Regions from separate parts of the Mus musculus genome. Here regions 1 and 2 are each linked to region 3. Evidence: chromatin loops called from intact Hi-C (ENCODE). Cell type or tissue: left cerebral cortex. All regions are shown on one strand. Region 1 has its middle 20 kb from the start of Gm32515. Region 2 has its middle 10 kb from the start of Gm51825. Region 3 has its middle 12 kb from the start of Gm40680.

Evidence for each region. A loop is a pair of places that touch in the nucleus more often than their neighbours do. Peaks named below come from ENCODE experiments on the same cell type or tissue, not always from the same donor. Only the 100,000 strongest peaks of a DNase experiment are listed, where the experiment ranks them.
Region 1: it touches region 3 in a loop (2.5-fold over the local background); 5 of 42 quality-filtered maps call a loop at or near these places.
Region 2: it touches region 3 in a loop (8-fold over the local background); 2 of 42 quality-filtered maps call a loop at or near these places.

What each region holds. Positions count from the first base shown.
Region 1 is chr10:67,643,166-67,645,665 of GRCm38, reverse strand. No RefSeq gene overlaps it. Among named protein-coding and RNA genes, the nearest start is that of Gm32515, 20 kb to the left of the region's middle. In left cerebral cortex, no CTCF peak of the experiment used is centred here; DNase peaks (open chromatin) are centred at 1,184 and 1,774.
Region 2 is chr10:67,491,324-67,493,823 of GRCm38, reverse strand. No RefSeq gene overlaps it. Among named protein-coding and RNA genes, the nearest start is that of Gm51825, 10 kb to the right of the region's middle. In left cerebral cortex, no CTCF peak of the experiment used is centred here; DNase peaks (open chromatin) are centred at 60 and 1,456; H3K27ac peaks cover 221 bases.
Region 3 is chr10:67,716,386-67,718,885 of GRCm38, reverse strand. No RefSeq gene overlaps it. Among named protein-coding and RNA genes, the nearest start is that of Gm40680, 12 kb to the right of the region's middle. In left cerebral cortex, no CTCF peak of the experiment used is centred here; a DNase peak (open chromatin) is centred at 1,189.

The DNA of each region.
Region 1 (2,500 bases), 73 kb after region 3:
CTTGTTCCGTGCATTTCTGCTCTGTATGTATTCTCAGTTAATTAACAGAGGGAACATGACTCTGAGAGACAGGCGTTATCTACATTTCCTAGTTAGGCTTGCTTATTAGAACTTGGGGGAACTATATAATTCACTAAGTCCTCAGTGGGTAAACGGTAGTCAGAATGCAGTCTTCAGGACTTGGGTGTCCACACATAGTGAATTAATTTAGGTGTCCTTATACACAGCAACTCCAAATCCAAATATTTTTGTGCAGCAGGCTAGATGGGCCCAGTAGGAAAAGCTAGCCAAGCTGTATGGTACATGCCTCTAATCCCAGCATCTGGCAAGCAGAGGCCGACAGATCTCTGAGTTCGAAGCCAACCCAGTCTACAGAGCAAGTTCCAGGACAGCCAAGGCTACGTAGAGAAAGTCTGATTCTTAAAAGAAAAAAAGAAAAGAAAAGGAAAAGGCTATGCACTGACCACCGTGGGCTTCTCACCAGTGTGGGTCTGGATGAATCAGTTGAAAATGAGCTCCCATGGGACCTCTCAAAGGTACAGACTTGTCAAATGAAGCACTATGATAGGAAAAAAGTGAGGACAAGCCATGTCGTCCTCAGTTAACCAACAGGGGCACAGATTCCACTCTTGAGTCAGCCTGGGAGCCACCAGCACTTGCTGTCCTGTGAACACTGGCACACCAGTATGTGGTACCCTGGGCTTCCTGCATGCCAGTAGGGAGAGAAGGATAACCCACCTTTTTGCCCTTTCTCTATTTTTTGTTTGTTGGTTTGTTGTTTGTTTTGTTTTGTTGTTTTTTTTAATGTGGGCAGTAGCATTGTCTTAAGGCTCTAGCTATTCGACTGGGTGCCTCTATTGTTTGGAATGTGACCCACAGGGTTAGGGAAGGGCTTCTGCCATGTCCCAAGTTAAGGTGGCAGCCACAGAAATGCAGAAACAAAGCAAATAGTTCTGGGGTTCTCTGATGATGTCCTGACCCCAGCTATCTCTTTTCTCTCTGTGTAAAGAACCCTGGTTACTTGTAGCTACCACTCCTCTTCACAGTCAAACGCTTTGTTAAACTCAGAAATGATAACTCTTTTTCCTTAGCTGGTGGGAGAGGCTGATGCAGAGTCTCATGTTCTGACTTATCTGTGATGGTTGGTTAGTGGCCTGTGGGGGTGGGGAGGGAAAAAGCTTTGGAAAGGTTCCTGTGTAAACAAACAAAGTAACAAGATATACCCAAGAGAAAGCAAGTATCTTTTTCTTCTACTGCAAACAATCCAGGAAGGAAGTGACACCCTGAACTGTCACAGGCTTTTGCTTGCCAGACACTTCCCCCAAGGAGGAGGGGGAGGGGGAGGGGAGAGGGAGGGGAGGGGAGGGGAGGGGGAGGGGAGAGGGAGAGGAGGGGAGGGGGAGGGGGAGGGGAGGGAGAGGGGAGGGGAGGGGAGGGGGAGGGGAGGGAGAGGGGAGGGGAGGGGAGGGGCAGGGGAGGGGAGGGGAGGGGGGAGGGGAGGAAGAGGGGAGGGGGGAGGGGAGGAAGAGGGGAGGGGAAGAGGAGGACAGATACAATGATGGAAAAGATTCTGAAGTCATCAGCATGCTGGCAACCTGGAGCTGTCCCATTAGGGTATTTGTTCGACTGTGCAGGATAATGTATTCCTCTCATTTGTCAGCAAGAGTTTGGTAGAGAAAATACTAGCAGAGTGTCCTGTGGAGGAGGCTGCAACCAGTACTCCATCTGTCGAGTGTGTGGAGAGCCCTTAGCTGTGTCTTCTTCGCCCTTGCCCTGAGCAAGGAGCCTCGAAGTGAAAGCAGCAGTTTCTGGTGACCTAGTTCATGTCTCCGAGAAGTTGCAGAAGTGTCCTCCCAGCAAAACAAGGCAGCTGAACCACGGCAACCAACCGTACAAGCTAAGTTCAGAGATTTGAGCTAAAACTGCTGCCTCATCTGCAAATCATCAAACCCACAAGAAAGGATACAGTTTAGCATTGTTCTGTGAATTTCCTAGCCTTGTTCATTGATCGAATCACAACCAAATGCTCGGTAGCCTCTTGCACATCAGATGCTTTAAGGAGAGCAGCAGAGATACCCCCGTCCACTATGAAGGCCTCCTTACATGACACTTGTGCCTTATAGATGCTGGGGAAGGGGAGTGGTTTGTAATGGGGGTCCCAGCAGCTGTTTCTGAAATCTTAAAATTTTTCACTTAGAGATAATTAGAAGATTCTTAATTAGCAACTCTTCCATCCAGTGGTTTAGACAATGGGGGTTTCCATGTCCACTGCAACACCTTTCTCTTTATCTCACCTTAAGAAAACAATCGATTAAAAATGTTATTGATGAGGATCTTCCACTCACTGGCCTGCTAACCTCAAGACAAGGCGACATCAGCAAAGGTGACACTGCATGGAGTCTCATTTCTCTTAACACCAACTTCCTTTGGGACTAGAGCAATTCCTGGCCTTTGAGATTTGTTTCCTTCTATATGATCTATTTTTCTTAACTATGTGTAT
Region 2 (2,500 bases), 230 kb after region 3:
CTGTCTTGAGCATCCTCCTCTTAGGCTACCGGGATGACTCAAGGCTGACCTCCTGACATTTTGAATCTGACATTTACTTTTCCTTCGAAGTGATGACTCATGACTACCTCTGCTTTCAGATTTGTTCCTGCCCTGCGTTTCTCTGGGCAAATGGAAAGAGCTTGAGGAGAATAAGCCTTTTTACTTCTAGTTCTGATACCGAGTGAGTCTGCTAATATATCCCTGTATGAAAGGGGACTGGATGACCCAAATTTGGGCCATGGGTGTGGTTTTTCTCTGTGTGTGTCTCTGTCTCTCTCTCTGTCTCTCTGTCTCTGTCTCTGTCTCTGTCTCTGTCTCTGTCTCTGTCTCTCTCTCTCTCTCTCTCTCTCACACACACACACACACACACACACACTATTTAGGAATGTTGAAAGTCCTGGGGAATCTTGCAGAAGGGAAAACCCTTTCAATAGTATTTAACTATAGCGTTTCTCAAAATCCTTTCGACTAAGGAGCTCTGCCTTTGCCCTGATGCTCCACATTTAACTGTCTATTGATAGCGTGTAGAATTAGGTAAACAAGATATGGAGATATTGTATGGAGTGCTAGAGACTGGAGCCTGTCTCAGAACTTACATTCTCAGATTAAACACTTTTGTACTAAGAGACAGGGCAATGATAAAAAAATTAATAGAGCAATGAATGGTTCTGGCTCACTCTCTAGAGGTAGACCGGTCGCACCCCCTTTGTCAGCTTGAATTTTCAGTTCTGTCTTATGGACCAGTCACTTATCAGCAATTAATGAGACTAAGTGGAGTCACAGCCCCCACCTTCCTTGTGTATGGGACTCCAGGTTGGTTTGGGGGAGGGGTGGGGAACTGCAGCTTTCTATTTTAATCTTTTAATGACAACAAGTGACTGTATTTCTTCTTGGCCAGTCACCACGCGGTTCGTGAATAGTGGTTCCATCTTTTAAATCAAAGATTGATCTTTTGATCTACAAGTTCATAGGCTCCCCCACAGGGCAAGATCTAGTCTCCCCTCCGCACCTCCACCACCTCGCATTTTTCTGCTTTTTCCAAGGGCTCCAAAGACCAGCTAGAATCGACAAGCGCATTGTCCAGTTCAAAGAAATATAGGAAAATGCAGCCCTCCCCGCCTGGATGGTAAATAACCAGGAGAGAGATAGAATAAGCCCAATGAAAGTAACTCTTAGATAAGCAAGCAGGAGCGGAGAATCTAAAACGGTTCCTCGAGACCACGTGAGCAGGTTCCACATGGTCAGGGGGCTGTCGGGCTGTCATGGAGATAGAACTTAAGTATAGAACTCAAGAGCTTCAGCCTGTGTGAGTTTCTTCCTCCTAGCGCCCCATCTTGCAGCTTGGTGTAAGAAGGCAAGCAAGGAGGATCTAAACTAAACACAGTCTGTGATGCAAGCACTCAACGAATACGGGTACATTTTTAGATTCATTTAGAAGAACTTATTTTTATTTTAGAATCTATACATGTTGAGTAATTGGTGCTATGAATCAGCCTTGAGAGGGCTGCTAGGAAGACCCAGGCCTCCTGCCAGCCTCCATCGCACAGGTGGGAGGGGAAGCGCCACCACAGAACTGATTCCACTAAAGGGAAAAGCGCTCCAGGCTTCTCGGCAGGAAACCCTTCCTCCCAGCACGAGCGCGCCCCACGTCCAGTTTTTCCACTCTCCACGAAGCAAGCCCCGCCCCCAAAGTAGATAGCTAACCCATCCTCTAAACCTCCACCTTGGGACCACTCTGTAGGAATCAGAAATTGTCTCCAGAAGATCCTAGCTGGGAAGGAACTCTGTAGGATGGACCTATCTATTCAACGGTTTCCTGTCCCCTGTAGTAGCCTCCTGCTGGAGCATTCCCGCTGTATTCCTTACTATGGTCCAAACACTCCAGCAGGGAGTCCAACTCAGGATCCCCTCCCCACACTGGAATAGCCTCCCTTCATTTACCCAAGGCTTTCTTCTTTCATAAATGTCTTTCTCTCGGAGAGGTTGTTCAACAGCAACTTCCTCACCTGACAACCTTCTCTTCCATTTCGGCCTTTTCTCTATAACTCTGCTGTCCACCACAGCTTCTGTGTGTCTGTTTTCACTTGGGATCACCATCTGTCTCTGGTATGTTAATCCAAAGTGGGATGGACTATATAAATACATACACACACATGTGTGTCATATTCTGTGTTTAATATATATACATATATATATGTATGTATATAAATATACACATATAATTTTTCCTGCTATAATGTCAATTTATAACTATGCCCAGCAAGGAACGTAGCTATCATGAGCATGTAATAGGTCTCCTTTGAGGAACAGGATGAGGAGGGAGGGAAGGAGGCTTGAATGGATGAATGGGATGGGACAGATGGGTGGGGTGGGAAGGATGGATGATAGCCTAGCTACCTCCCTTCTCCCAGAGATCAGGGATCTGAGACCAGAAGCTCAGATCGAATATGTTCACTGTAGATCTTAGTGGACCTTCTAG
Region 3 (2,500 bases):
CTCGAAACTAGATATGATAAAGAGCCAGCCATTTTAGACCACTGGGCGAGAGCCAGAAGGAAAACAGCCACAGGATAAAAATAGCTGGGCAGAAATATACAAGGAAACAGGGCACCTCGTGATATAAATTTGGGTGTGGTATGCTGGTACAAATCCTTAATCCTGTACTCAGGAGGCAGAGGCAGGTGAACCTCCATCAGTTTGAAGCCAGCCTTGTCTACATTGTAAATTTCAGGCCAACCAGTGCTATCAAGTGAATCCTGTCTTTAAAAACAAACAAACAAACAAACAAATACCCCAATTGTCCTAACGTTATCTATCAAAAAATGTATTTTTAAAAATAAATAATCCCCTAGTTTCCCCCACTCTTAATTGGTCATACTTTTCACTACTTGCAGCTGTATCTGTATGCCCTTTTAGCAACTTCTCAAGTCTGTGGCCCAGGAAGACATATTAATATCTAATTCATATCTAATAAGTTATGGGATCCAATGCAATAAGCAACTGTGCAGTCAAAACACAAATGGCATGGGGTGCAGAGGAGTCAGCTGTTTTTTGATGGGAGAAGGTTTTTCTGGGGAAGGTCACCTGTCTGACAAGGCTTTGTGGGAGGTAGGAATGCTTGAGTTGGGTCTAGTCGGAGTCTCTAGCCAACCACTCAGGAACAGCTATGGTATGGAGAGATGATGAAACACACACACACACACATACATACACGGATGGGAAGTGAAGTAGCATGCCAAACAGAAGAGCCTGTGATGATGTCATAGTAGCATGACAAATGGAAGAGGCTATGATGATGTCATAGTGGCATGTCAAGTGGAAGATGCTATGAAGATGTCATTTGACTGGAGGAGAGGATGCCTGTGAGACAAGGTGTAAGATCATATGAGGTGATATAGCCAAGTCATATAGAAGACTCCAGGGTCTTTGGACAACTCACTCGACTGGCTCTTCTTTCCTTAGCTATGAGGAAAAAGGGTTTGCTGAGAGGAGGAGAAGGTGACTGTGTATAAGCGACAGCCCCACAAGGATGCTGTGAGAGACTCTGCTGGAGGCTCCACTCCGGTGTGGGACATGGAAGTTTCCATGGGAAGTACCCATCTCGCCCCGCCCACTTGGTTTCACACTGTATACTGTGCTGAAGACAGTGCTGGCATTTCAGCTTGAACACTAAGCGGTGACTCAGAGCCAACAGAAGTGTGGACCGCTGTTTACTCAAAAGGAAGCCTTTGGTGTGACAAATTAGAGTGGGCTGCTACATTGTGCAGGACTCATGAGCCAAACAGCTTGAAAATAGCACATAGCACTGCGGCAGGTGATTCATTTCTTGTTCTGTCTTCTCAGGCAGGACATCAGATGCCAGTCCAGGCAGACCCAGAGCCTGTTAGGCTCACGCTTAGTGCCTCAATACTGTGGACATACTTTATTTCCTATGACACTACCATTGACTTTGACAGTTCTGTGGGAACGTATGTACTTTCAGTCTAATTAACCTTGTGGCATCAAACGCTCCCCTCTCCCCCAGAGTAAAACTTGTAAAGTTCAAAGGTCACAAGTGAATTTTCAGATCCCCAGAAGGTCCCATAATCAGTTTTTTTAAAGAATATTTTAAAAAGCAAATATATTGAAATCTATCAAGTACAAGGAAGCTTTATACCGCAGAGGATGAAGGTAATGAAGGCCTTGAGCCTAGCTTAACTTCAGAGACAGCCCAAATTCACTCTGTAGGCCAGAGGCGGCAGAGCCGTTCAGTATAAAGATCAGGATTTGAAGTATGTCCCTGGCACAGACAACAGGGTCAGCTCTGACTGGATCCAAATCTTTCCTAGTTAATGCTTCCACACCCACAAATAGAAACCATAGCACCGGTCCCCCACAGAAGCTGTGAAGCTCACAGCATAGGCATGAAACAGTGCTGCTGTGTACTGCACAGTAGGTATCCAACCAATGACGGCTGATTCTAGGATGGCCAAGAATCCAGCGATGCGGTTGGGCAAGGCACTCTGCACAGCTCCACTAGGGACATCTGAAGCTGTACTTTGAGATGCTGGGGACTTTTCCACCTCTGCATTGTTCCGTGGTTCTCAGACCCGTGAGGAACAGCCTTGTCTGCAGAGGAGAAAACTGATGGAATGAAGCTTAGGAACATTTAGATGAAGGTCTGCTTCCACACTCACCGAGGCTGCTTCCTGCCAGGTGTCAAAGGGCTTCCCCTCAGAAGAACCAGAGGTCCGTCTTTCATCTGGAACTGGCTAGGAAAGAGGCTGGCAAGTCACCAAATCCATCATCCTATCTACCAAGAGGTATTTAGCAGTTCCTAGTTGAATGGGTTCTTTCCTCCCTCTTCTTCCTCCCTCCCTTCTTTCTCAACTTTCTTCCCTTCCTCTTTCCCTTCCTGTTTGGGGAAGATGCACAGAACAAGAAAGCCCAAATGAACATATTCAGAAATCCCTATAAGAGGATAGAAAGTTTCCTAACCCGTCCTTCACAATTTCTG